Linked DNA regions of Mus musculus: region 2 is linked to region 1. A link is a loop called in an ENCODE intact Hi-C map of the cell type or tissue named here. Cell type or tissue: left cerebral cortex. All regions are shown on one strand. Each heading gives the region's core, and the rest is flanking DNA. Links, peaks and the distances in the headings are about the cores only.

Region 1 (6,675 bases), core at 1,599-5,598:
CACAACAGAATTTTCACTGTGAAGCAACACCCTAACCACTAGCCTATTCTTTCCCTCCATTCATGTTCTTACATTTTAGGTAGCATAAAATGGTATCAAAATGAAAACTGCCTCCTGACAGATCTGCTGTAGACCAGTCAAAATCAGCAAAGACACTGGAGACTGATCAAAGACCTTGCAAGCAAGAAAGAAGGATCTAGGAACAAGCTCTGCAGACTCTGTAAGAACAGTGAGCAGCTGGGGCATGCGCCCTGGGGACTGCTTCCTGAACTGTCCCAGCAGCAGTTTCCATCTCCCTCAGATCCCTGTGTTGAGGGGGTATTGCAGGTGGTTTAGCAGCCAGCAAACATTCTAGACTGCATTCCCCACAGTTTACCACTGCAAAAGCTGGTTTGCGCAGCTGGCAGCAGCTGCATAGAGCCTACACCCCGTGCCCACATCCTATGGCACAGGGGAGATCTGAGCAAGACCGCAGGAGAATGGAAGGCCTTCTGGGCCTAGAGCCAGTGTTCCAGGCTGGTCCACCTCAACATCTACTCCATCTATACGCTACTGGGGTGTGTGTGAAGGAGCAGGGACTGCACAGCCAGACCCAGGAACACTATCAAGGATAAAAACCTGAAGCAAGGCTGGGATCAAAGCTGGCACCCGACATGGGACCACAGAGCAGCTCTGAGGAGCCCGAGAGACCCATGGAAGTTCCCAGAGGAGACAAAGCAGTGGCAGAGAAGTCTGCAGGTTCACAGTGTCCCCAGAAAACTAGAGAAGGGCAGGTCCTATGGGAAGATCCATTTAAAAAGTAGACTCACAAAACTGGAAGGAAAGATGGCAGAACAGAGCCATGTGCACAAGGGAGGTGCCGAAGGGAGTGGGAGCAAAGTGATATGGACAGTATGCTGCCACCAGAGACCACGTCAACATTCATGGACCATGTTGCGGCCAAGGGCTGTGTGGATGTCTGTGGTGTGTGCTACCACCAAGGGACCATGCTGATATCCACGCTGCCTCTAATGACATGCTAGGATCCACGGCCCTGCTGCCTATGTGATGTCCAAGCTAACACCAAGGGCCATGATGGTGTCTGTGACCTGTGCTGTAGCCAGAAACCATGTGGAATTCCATGGTCAATGCTGCCACTGACTACAAAGGGGCAAGGCGACTTCTTCTGCAGTGGTACTGATGACTGCAGACACAGTTGAAAACAAGAGATATGTAAGAATTCTGTGACAACTTCTCTCCTGCCCCACCCCATTCCCCCAACAAAGAAACAGTCTAAACAAGAAGTCATTGAAGAGATGAAGAGAGCTCTTTTAAAATTGTGATAAGGATGCTGAAGTGTAGCTCTCCCCAACTGATGGCTTCTGGTGGGAGCGAGCAGAGGATGGTCACACTCAGTTCTCTTTAAGGGGCTGGCCACTGGGAGTTTGACCATGCTCCAGTGAGTATATGGGCAGCACAAGTTGGACTTGGTAAGTTTTTCTTCTCCTTTTGTTTTGGGGGAGGTCACAGGGTGGAGTGGACCTGGGAGGACTGGGAACATGATTGGGGTGCATTGTATGAAATTGCCAAATAATCAATAAAAACATTAAGTTTAAAAACAAACAGCCAGGCGGTGGTGGAGCACGCCTTTCATCCCAGCACTTGGGAGGCAAAGGCAGGTGGATTTCTGAGTTCGAGGCCACCCTGGTCTACAAAGTGAGTTCCAGGACAGCCAGGGCTATACAGAGAAACCCTGTCTCGAAAAACAAAACAAAAAACAAAAACAAAAACAAAAACAAAAAAAACCACACCAACCAAACACACAGGAGAAGAGGGAAGTCCTTCTTAGGACAAAAAACCTACTTTATGTCCACTCAGCAGCCAGTGAGCAACAATGGCCTCAACTTTCCTTGGTCTAAATGCAGAAGATTCTACTGGAGGCCGGAGAAAAGGCTCAGCAGTTGACAATCCTTTCTCGTCCTCCAGAAGCCCTGAGTCTGATCCCCAGCAGGCTTGCCAGGCAGCTGACCTGTATGTATGAGGCCCCAGCTGCAGAGCACCTCACCCCTTCTGGGCTCCACAGGCATCTGTACTCAGACGCACAGACCTATACTTTGACACACAGGCAGTGGCACACACTTTTCATCCCAGCATTCTAGAGGCAGAGGCAAGAGGATACCTTGTTCTGAGTTCAAGGCTAGCCTGGTCTACAACATAAGTTCCAGGGCAGCCAGAGCTACACAAAGAAACCCTGTCTTGAAATTGTACGTAGATAAATAGATAGACAGACAGACAGACAGATAATTAACAGCAAAAAGCAAGCCTCACGAGCTGGCAACACTGCCAAGAAACCCAACTTCAGCTGGATCACAATTGGAGCAATTTGCGCCCCTAAAACTTGAAAGACACCTGAGATGAAAAAAAATACTCCAGCAGCACCCAAATAGTACCTGCTGATGGAGGGACTCAGCAAGCAAGAAGCAGGGCAGGATACACAACACAGAGTAAGAAAAACTAAAGAAGAAAATTACCAAAAGAACATCATTGAGTTCCAACATGTGCCTAATATTAGAAAAGATCAGAGGGAGAAAAGAAAAAAATGCATTAAATATATTCAAAGAAAACTGGTAGGAAAGCTTCTGAAAAATTAAAATTAGAGTGACCCTAAGAGCCAGCCTCACTGCTTCTGGGCTCTAGCCAAAAGAATCAAAGTCAGCTTGCAAGAGATGCCATCACACCTGCCTCGCCACTGCACTGCTCACAGCCAGCTGTCCATGAATGGAGTAACAAAGTATAATACAAATATAAGTATACACACACACACAAGTGTGGTTTTATTCAGCCATCAAAAAAGGAAAAAAAAATATGCTAGGTTTTCTTTTGTGGGGTGTGGGGTGATGGCAAGAAAATGGATGAACTAGAGATCACCGTAGTAAGTCTGGAACAAACCAACCTCACCAAGACAAACAGCATATGTTACCTCTCACAGGTACAATGTAAGGGGAGAGGAAAGAGGAGGGTTATCAGGAATAAGAAAGGGGAAGAGAGGACTAAACACCACCAAAGAACTTGATATACACGAATGACAATGCCATAATGAAACCTGCTCCTCTTTACAAGAGATGTATACTAATAAAATTATCCAAGGACGCACACGCCTTTCATCCCAGCACTCAGGAGGCAGAGGCAGGTGGACCTCTGTGAGTTTGAGGCTAGCCTGGTCTACATAGTGAGTACCAGGATAGCCAGGGCTGCACAGAGAAACCTGTCTCATATGTGATTTAGAAATAGAAATAGTGAACCTGTGCACCCAGACATAGCACAGTCAAAAGGCTCAAAGTCAAAGACAAAAGTGAAATCTTAAAAACAACCATATTTACAAAGGGACTCTAAGACAAAGATATAACTTCTCATCAGAAAAGAAACAAAAAACAAAAAACAAAAACACAAAAACAAACAAATGAACAAACAAAACCAGAGGCCAAAAAGAGAAGGGGAAATCAGTATGGAGAGAGAGAAAAATGACCAGAAATCTTACATCCAGCAAAACTTTCAAAACTGGGGCAAAATAAGACATTTCTAGATAAACAGCACCTGAGAGAATTCCCTACTAGCAAAAGAACCGGCCAGAAATGCTAAAGAACATGCTTCAGTCTAAACCCAAATGTCAGCACACAGCAGTGCACATCCAGAGAGCCGCTGGGAGCGTGACCCTGAGGGCCACCAGAGGCAGGGCACAGCTGTCCCTTTCCCTCCTCCTCCCAACTGAGCTAAGAGCAACTGTAGGAAATAATGACTGCCAAGCTACAACATGTATCGGTGCACTGTGTGTGACAGTTAAGCACAAATGAGGCAGGTGGGGAATTATGCCAGGGGGGTCACACAAACCCATAGAGAGGTGAAGAGATGGCAAGCACTCCGTGGATATTATATAGGCTGGTGTGTAGCTTCGTGGCAGGGCACACAGCTAGAATGCTCACCATCATGGAGCTCCCCATAAACGGGGAGTGTTGCTGTAGTAAACTCTCTATGTTTGTCCCTTTTCTTCTCTTGGAATTTTAAAATAGAAATACACACACACAATTTAACAACTTATTAAACACTGACACAGTATGTATGAAAATAAAAGCTGGGGGAGGGAGGCGTGGAGCTATGTAGGGGTTTCTCCATATCAGTGAAATTTAGTTACATAGATCTGAAATGGATTCCAGTTAGATATATACTGCTGTCCTTAGAGACAACATTAAACAACTAAATATATAATGCACGTATGTCTGCTCATATACTTACTTACATAGTTTAAATGAGCTTTCCCCATCTGGGCTGATACCAATCCCAACCAGAGACTATCTAACAAAATACCAGCACCAGCAACAAGAAATCCTCTTTTGAGTTACTGGTCAAGGTTGTCTAAAAGTCTCCCAACACCATATATAGGCTCCAGCTGTTACCCAGAAGTGGAAGATAAACCCCAATTGCTGAAGCCACTTTGGACAGAGGACCCAGCTGGAGCAGAGCTGAAACCTCCCTGAGGACTAGCTTTCATGGTACAAGAAAGCACCATGCAGGCTCCCCACGGAGAGCAACCAATGGTGGCATCCAGGTACAAACCACAATGACCAGCATGACATGATAACCTCCTGGGTACAATACTGGCACACATGCCTTAGCAGTAACCAACAGCTCTAGAGTTAGACTTAAGACCCATCCAACCCATCCAATCATCATTTCCGGTAATGGAAACGTAGCCACCTACCCAGGACAAGTAAAGTCATGGACCTCGGAGGAGAAACCACAACCAACATAATCCATCATAGCTACATTCTAAAACTACCCTTAGATCCAGATAGAAGTGTGACCTGCACTCCTCAATCAGGAAACCTCTCACCATTACAAAAAAAAAAAAACAAAAAAAACAAAAAAAACAAAACAAAACAAAACAAAACACAATTGATCAAAATGCAGAGTTGTATCGAACTAATACTTATCCACAACACAACTCAGGAGTGGAAAGATTGTAAGAGCCAGAGAAATAGAAAGTTTGCTATGAGAATCTGTCTCCTAAAAACATCCATGAAGCTAACACATAAAGTGTCACCTAACATGACTGCCTAAACATGACCTGAACAAAGATAACACCAACAGACATGCTAACACAGAAAGGGGAAGTTCACTAGGCCTCAATCCTAGACCACAGAATCATAGGCAACTGCTGAGAGCAGGAGAAATAGCCTTCCCCAGGGAAAAGCACATCAACTGCTTACCCACGGTCAGTACCCATGGTCAGTCCTGAAAACACACAGACAAGGAAGTTTATAGACACTGAATTGCATTTATATAGTTAGGGATAGAAACAGAGACAGAGATAGAGATAGACAGATGGACACACACACACAATTAAGGAAAATAGAGGAAGGTCAGGAATTTCAAAGACAGTGAGGGGATATATGGAGGAGAGGAATTGGAGGGAGGAAAGAGAAGAGGAAATGATATAATTATAATCTAAGAATAAAAGTCAAATTACAAATAATAGTAGTAAAATAAACAAATACATTAGAAACAAAATACCCATGTGTACATATAAGTAAAATAATTAAAGTAAGGCCCAGCATGGTGGTGCAGGACTTTAATCCCAGCATTTGGGAGGCAAAGGCAAGCAGATCTCTTTGAATTAAAGGCCAGTCTAGCCTATACAGTAAGTTCCAGTCAGGGATACATAGTGAGACTCTGTTTTGAAACAAACAAAGTCTACCCTGTAATGCAGGGGATATAAATATGATCAAAATATATTATATATGTAAATGAATTAACACCATTAATTACCTAATTAATATACACTTTATTTTTTTTTCCTTTTGATTCAGCTACAGTAAATCAAAACCTGGTTTTCTGTCCATGGAAGAGGCCCTGGGCAATGTACCTCAAAATTTTGACAGCAGTAACTCAGAACTGAACAATCATGTCCTAATTAAGTTCAAAGTCATTTGAAGTTTCTCTAAAGTTACATGTCTAATATTTAAAGGTCACACAAATGTTGCCTTTGCATTTTCATAATATAAAATTAATTCTTTTCCAAAATACTTTGAATAAAACTGGCAGTCCAGGAAAGCTGTGCTATACACATCCTGGAGCTTGGAAAATACCTGAAAACAGAATGAGAAGGAAAAGGGCCCAGTGCCCTGCTGGTTGAATACGATCCCTTGTGGGTATGATCCCTGGTGCCACATGAGGGCCTTCTGGATTTTAGGTGTCAGTCCTCCCACCTATCATGACCAGGCCAGTGGCTTCCAGTCAGGGGACAAAACAACAAAGGAGAGCCGAAGGCCACCATGGAAAAGTTTACCTGTTCTAAAATTAAACGGTACAGACTAGTGACAATGCCAGGCTCCCTGGCTTGGGCTAGGGTTTGAGCAAGTGGCACTGACGCTTTTTTGCACTGGATTCTAACTATAACCCTCCGATCAATCTGTAAAGGGATAGAGGAGTTCCTGTTAGGCAACAAAAGCCATTTCTCTGTAAACACCACAAGCAGAGATTAGAAATCCAGTCCCTAAAGACAGCCACACACTCCCTCCACTTTCCTAAAGCCCTGTGATAGCCAGAACCTTAACCTCAGGGTGCCTAGACTGCTTTCCTGTGAGCGACCCTTCAGGACACCTGCATCCTCTCTGGAAACCAGAAATTGGGAAAGAAAGC
Region 2 (6,675 bases), core at 859-4,858, 94 kb after region 1:
GCTACACAGAGAAACCCTGTCTCAAAAAAACAAAAAAAACAAAACAAAACAAAACAAAAAGAGTCCTTTAAATCCAAGGCATTACACCAGACATAACTTTAATCACAGCAATCAGGAGTTCAAGGTCAGCCTTGCCTACTTAGCCAGCCAAAGAAACTATAGTGATTCCCTTCCTGCGCCCCCCACTCTATCTCTCTCAGGCACACACACAGATCCAACGTATTACATGGGATAAATAAAACAATAAATTTACACACCATATATGATCAGAAGTGATGACTGAGTCGTCAAACCCCCTGAGCAACACAGAACTTAACACTATCATTTTTGTTCTAAAGTACTATCAGGCATTTACTATTCGGCTTTGGAAAAATAGAAGGGACTAAGGATATGGCTCAATGGTTCTGCACTTTTCCTAGGATGTGTGAGGCCATTAGGTCTTAAACATACCAGCACCACAAAACCAAAAACTAAGAAAAATAAAAATAGAAGCGATTGCTTGCTGAAAAATATTATTCATGATGGAAAAGGATATACTTCATAAACATCCCAGAAAGTGTGGGTGTGCAGACTTCATCTAGCCAATTTCTTATACTCAGTGTAGGGCAAGCAATGGACGTGAAAACAGATTAAATCCAGACCATCCCATTAAAGTTAGCCAAGGAAATGAGAAGAGGCAAACTATAATTACTCCTGGAAAAGACATTGATCAAGTATATAGCCACAGCTAACATTTAGCTCTAGAAAAGCTTCAGTACGTATGAATAAGTGGGAGCCACTAAAAAGGATGGTATGTCTTTCCTAAATCTCGCCTTGCCTGTATCCCAGTCGGCTGACTGATCTATTTGGAAAGTAGCTTTCCCTGACCCTTGAGTTGGATACAAGAAAGAGGGGAAACAGGGTGTAGTTTTTGAACTTCAGTCTCACCTTGCACATCTCACCGGCTCTGTAGTTCATTAGTGATCAATTACTTCATCCAGTTCCTGGAGCAAACAGAAAAAGAAGATGGTATGCAACACCAGTTGGAGCTGTTACCAGTTACAAGCATTTTATAGTCCTTTAGTAAAAGAATATGGATACACTTCAAGTGGAAAAAGTTATTTAAAAAAAAAAAAAAAAAAGATACAGGATGAAGCTTTGGAGGGGAAAAAAATTTGCTTCTTTTACCTAAAATTGAAAATATTTTCTTTCAGCAACAGATTAGAAAATAGTCTTCAACCTTAAACATAATAAACTCATCTATTCTACACTGATTAGTCTTACTTTCAAAAATAAAAGAAGGGAGAAAAAAATCAAGGAGGGGGGGAAAAAAGCTATTCATATGAGTGAAGAGAGCAAAATCAAGAACAAACTAGGCCAGATAACGTCTCCCTCTTCCCCCGGCTGCTCCCGGCATCCACTATCTCTGAAGTTACACTTCTGATTATCCTAATGGCTTGTCTAAAAAGTGTAACTTTGCAAGGGAGAAAGGATGCCAATTTCGGAGCTCAACAAAAAAAAAAAAAAAAAAAAAAAAAAACAAGGTTCCCAACCCAAAAGGAATCTGAAGGCTCTGGCTTCCAGCCCTGTCTGTGAGGACCCTCAGCAAAGGCCAGGGGGCAGAAGACTCAACTCATTTTGGGGAGAGAAATCACAGTTCCTACTTAGGACTATGTGTCCGAGCCCTTGAGGGTAAAGAGAGAGAAGGAAAGAAAGGGGCCTTTGGAGACACCTCCAGGAAGAGACTGTGCATTTGTTTTTGTAGATGTGCTCACGGGCCACGCATGTCCCAGGAGGGGGGCGGGGAGAGGGGGACCACAGTGAATCTTGAGCAGAGCCCTCTGCTGGGGAGGGGCGCCCCCTGACCCACTTTCGTGCTGTCCCCTGCCCTGGGGTCGCCGCCCCACCCTGGGTGGAAATGCTAACCCGGAGGGCTGCACCGCGCGCGGCGTGGGAGGCCGCCCGCTCCCCACCCTAAGCCGCGACCCTGGGGCGCGGGGCGTGCGGGGACCCCAGGGTCGGCCCGTGCCGGAGCAGCCTCGCGCGGGCTCCCGGGTCCCCCCGAACCTCGGGCGTGTGCAAGGACCCTCGGGCCACCGCCTGGGTCCCTGGCACCTCAGCCCCCCAGCGGAGGGAAAAGGAGATTGAGGAGGGGAAGAAACAGTAAACAGCTCCAGCGTCCGGGCCTCGCCTCTGAGAGAGCCCCGCTCCCCAGGCCCTGCCGGCGGCCGGCGGGATCCCCCGCTGTCCCCGGGGCCGCGCTGTCCCGGACCCGGAGCACCCGAGGAGAGTCCGGGCCTCTCCCCGGATGGCTCTGGAGGCTCCTGAAGCGACCCGGGCAGCGGAGAACGGGGAAGTCAGGACTTACCTGTCATTACTTTCTACGCCATCTTGGATCCACTTGTCAACGTCCCCACAAAGCATTATGGGTAAGAAAGAGCCTTTAAAGTGACTCCCCCCCCCCCTCGGCCCCCGACTCCCGCCTCCCGCCGCCGGCGCCGCCCCCTCCGGCTGCACCTCCCTCCGGAAAGTTGGCCCCAGAGGCCCGCCCGGCCCCCTTCAGCGCCTGCGAGACTTCTCAAGGAACACCCCTACTCACACACCCAGTTTTCCAACTGTGCCTTTGGGGTGCTCTCTCTTCCCCCCACCCCCGTCCCTATCTCCCCCATTCCTTACGCGAGCTGCTGTCTGCCCCGCCGCGATCCTGCCCTAGTAGCCAGATACCCTACTCCTGCATTCAATCAACACGGCGTGTCCCGGACGCGGGTGGTGTGTGAGCCGGCTAGCGGATGCATAGATGTATGCAGGGATGCATGAGCGCATGAATGCGCACGCCTGCGAGCGGTTCCCCCAGCTCCAGGTCCTTGCTACCGCTCGCGCTTCCCGCCCCGGGGCATCCGCCAGGCATGTCGCACTCGCGCGCGGGGACAGTGTCGGTATCCTAAGAAGCCACTCTGGGGCCCTAGGATCCCAGGAACTCGGTGAAACGCCGAGTCAATCCGCCCGCAAAGCTGCAATTGGGATCTGGGAAGGTTAAGCTAAATGCAACTTTTACCCCAGTTTACTCGCGCGGTCCCCTCCTCTTGGCCGGTAATGTGATCTGCGACCCTCTAGGTCGGAGGACCCCCTCCCCTAGGAATGTGGCTTTAGAATTCAGCCGGGTTAGAGTCCAAATTGTGGACTGTGACTTCCCCATGCAGGTAACTCAAGAGAACCCGGCTGCAGAGTCCGGGTGGGGCGTGGATGCGCGCCTGGGCCGGGAGGGGGTCCCCCGGGTGGGTTGGGGGGTAGTGCCTACCGCGTTTCAACTGTCCTGTTCCCACAAGGCGGCGACCCCAGGCGGCGGGACAAGGTAGAGGGCGGGCGCCACGCTGGCTCTGGGCAGAGAGAGGAGGGGGATGTCCAGAGTGGCTTGGAGGCGACCAGGACGCAGGAAGTAGGAGGCGACCGTGCGCCGGCAACAGACCTTTGCGAGCATCCCGCGGGCATCTGCTTTCTGGTTGCAAGACAAGCCCAGCGCTTTCCCCGCCCCTCCCGCGTTGCTTCAGGCGAGCAACACCTAGCTCAGGTGACCACCCCTTTTGCTCCATGAAGTACCAGCTCCTTGCAGCCCTAGTCCTGCCAGAAATGTAGGTCTGTTCATTAACTCCCCACCCCCACCCTATACATTCTCTTCCTCCAGTGTCAGCACTGCTGAGTTTGAGGACCTCTAGATGCTCGCCTCCCCGGAGCAAGATTTGTGTCCAAAAGAAAATGCTCCGAGACTTCCGGGTAGATCCTGTTGTTTAGCTTTAGCGAGGGTTTAATCCCCAGTAATAAATAAATCTCCAATATACCAAAGCTTGCTGTTAAATGGTTCTGTAAATTCAAAGATCCTGAGGCAACAGGCACTATCGCGCAAACACACTCTTTTCGGTGCAAAGGGTCTTAGATCTACCTTTTTTAGTCACCTCTGGATCCCACCAGAGCAGTCTTTAGCTACCTGGGTGATTGCTGACAACCTCTGCCCGCAGGGAGCCAAAAGCTCCACCATTCTATTGTCTCAGCCTGAAGAGAAGGGTGAGGTGCGGACTCATTAAGGGATTGGCCCCGGGGTCACTCTTGAGGGAGGGAGCAGGTGAGTCATTCCAACGGACTAGGAAGAGGTTTTCCAGGGAGGAACCTCCCCTGAGTCACCGCTTTTCAGAGCTTCTGAGAAGCTTCAGTTGAGTTGGAGACAAGAGCTCTGGGCACCTCTAGGGTGGTCAGGGTGTCCACTACCTGTCCCTTGGCTCTCCCTGCTAAGGAAGGCGCCCACGTCTTGTTTCCAGGGTACCCTAGCTGCTCCTCCTCCAGTTCCTGCATTTCTTTAGCCACTAGGATGCACTAATGTGATGATTGGCAACTTCAAGTGGGCGATCTGAGCTTCCTTGTAAGTAAGTAATCAACCGAAGCACACGGGCTATGCCTGCCAAGCTGCCTCTTTGCTAGGTAGCCTTTCTTTGCTTTAGAAAAGCTTTGGCCCAAAGACAGGTTCCATTTATGTCACTGCCTCTGGTGTGTGTTCTGGCAGGTTCTTGTCCCAGATGCCACCTGTTACCTGTGCTGAAAGAACCTCCTCCAGGAGGTTCTCCCGCTCCGGGCCTGCCCTTCCATTCTGACCAACTCAGATAGACAGTTGTAGTTCACATTTGTGAAATACAAATCTTACTTACGCCTTCACATCACAATTGAGATGAGCCTAAGTTCCCAGCCATAGCCTACAAGATCAATATGAGATTGCCCTTCCTCCATAATGAGTCCAGTGTGGCCTCTCTCTTCCCTACATCACCCCACGATCTTTCCCTGAGAAAAATATTTCCCTTGATCTGCCAGTCATCAGCTCATCATCCAGGTCTCTGTTTGTGTCACTCCTCCAGAAGGACATCTACCATCCCCTTAAATGAAACAGGCCGCCGGGCTTGGTGGCACATGCCTTTAGTCTCAGCACTCGGGAAGCAGAGGCAGGAGGATTTCTGAGTTGGAGGCCAGTCTGGTCTACAAAGTGAGTTCCAGGACAGCCAGGACTATACAGGGAAACCCTGTCTCGAAAAACCAAAAAAAGAAAGGAAGGAAGGAAGGAAGGAAGGAAGGAAGGAAGGAAGGAAGGAAGGAAGAACAGGCCATTTGATTCTGCTACCATTATTAGAAATCCTCTTATCAATTTGTCTTATTGTCTGCCCCACTCCCATAGATGCTTAGCAGATGTTTTCTGGCAAACTTTTATCAGTGCAAGAGGGTAAGGAGAAGGTACTGATGGCTGAAGTGGACTGACCATCTTTTCAGATGGCTCTGATCACATTCAGCTAGGGACAATTCAGCTGCTGTTAACTTGGCTCTGTTCTGCTTCTGAGCTGATAGACACCAGCAGCCCTGATTCCCTCTTCCTTCCCCATCTTCTCTCTCCCCCATCACCCATGACCATACCTTCTTAGTTTGAAGACTGCCAGGACTTGGTCTCTAGGCCTCTGTTCTTCAGGTATACTGTCTAGTCACCTCTTTCCTGGATTTAAGTGTTCATGTCAAATGGGGATTCCTGAGTGTCTTGTACTGTTTTCGTGCTTTGCGCCTGAGTGTGAAACTTCCTTGTATCTCTCATAGACACTTCAAACCTAATGTTCTTATAACAGGAAGGCCACAAGCTTGCTATGTAGCCAATAATAACCCTGACTCCTGACCTTTCTGCCTCTGCCTCCCAAGTGGTGAGATTACAAGTAGTCCCCTGACTACATACAGTTCAGTTGGGGTTTTTTTGTTGTTGGTTTGGTTTGGTTTTGGTTTTTTGGTTTGTTTCTTTGTGTGTGTGTGTGTGTGTGTGTGTGTTTGGGGACGGGGGAGGGGGGCGACGGGGGGTGAGACAGGGTTTCTCTTTATAGCCCTGGCTGTCCTGGAACTCACTCTGTAGACCAGACTGGCCTCGAACTCAGGAATCCGCCTGCCTCTGCCTCCCGAGTGCTGGGATTAGCAGCTTGTGTGTATGTGTCTTGATTTGTATGTGTGGTATATGTGTGTGTGCACACCTGTACATACACGTGGTTAGGGGCCAGAGGAGAGTCTCAGCTGTCTCCTCTCTCGGGGACCCTTTAGCTCTCCGTTTCAGTTAGACTGGCTGGAGAGGAAGCTTGCAGAATCTGCATGTCTCTGCTCTCCAATGGCAGGGTTATAAGCACACCCCTCTTTTCCCAGCTGTTTCTGTGTGTGTGCCGGTGATGTGAACTCAGGTCTCCATGTTGGTACAGCAAATGTTGTTACCCACTGAGCCATCTTGTGAGAAGCAGTTCTAGCCTACAAAGTGGGCCCTCAGGACCCATCGCAGGTCATCAGGCTTGCCAACAGGCACCTTTACCCACTGAGCCATCTTGCCAGCCCTCTTTCCTCTTTTGTCAGGTTGGCCTAAAACTCTCAATCTTCCGATCTCTCTCTCTCTCTCTCTCTCTCTCTCTCTCACACACACACACACACACACACACACATCCATGAGACCATCGCCATCGCATTCAGCTCTTCAGTCTCTGTTTTTGAGAATCTACATGGCTCACGGCTTTGTCTCCAGCAGTTTGGATTCTCCACTCGCTTCTGAGTCATTCCCATTTTGCTAACAACGCCAGGGAGTTGCGGCTGTCTCTCTGTCTTATTTTCAATTGCAGGATTCTTACACATAAGCCATATTTCTTTCTC

Evidence for each region. A loop is a pair of places that touch in the nucleus more often than their neighbours do. Peaks named below come from ENCODE experiments on the same cell type or tissue, not always from the same donor. Only the 100,000 strongest peaks of a DNase experiment are listed, where the experiment ranks them.
Region 2: a loop joins it to region 1, with 22 times the contacts of the local background. A loop is called at or near these places in 1 of 42 quality-filtered maps.

The regions. Positions count from the first base shown.
Region 1 is chr11:107,638,326-107,645,000 of GRCm38, reverse strand. The region is part of intron 21 of Helz (helicase with zinc finger domain); the gene reads right to left. Among named protein-coding and RNA genes, the nearest start is that of Mir6932, 3.9 kb to the right of the region's middle. In left cerebral cortex, for the core only: no CTCF peak of the experiment used is centred there; no DNase peak of the experiment used is centred there.
Region 2 is chr11:107,543,654-107,550,328 of GRCm38, reverse strand. Helz (helicase with zinc finger domain) reads right to left here and starts at 2,396. Exons shown (of 33, transcript NM_001368755.1): 1 at 2,348-2,396; 2 at 928-983. It overlaps Gm39426 (a long non-coding RNA gene), which reads left to right and starts at 2,335. Exons shown (of 3, transcript XR_003949607.1): 1 at 2,335-2,408; 2 at 3,306-3,547; 3 at 3,662-4,937. In left cerebral cortex, for the core only: a CTCF peak has its summit at 3,343; DNase peaks (open chromatin) are centred at 2,343, 2,809, 3,374 and 4,371; H3K4me3 peaks cover 2,361 bases; H3K27ac peaks cover 1,029 bases.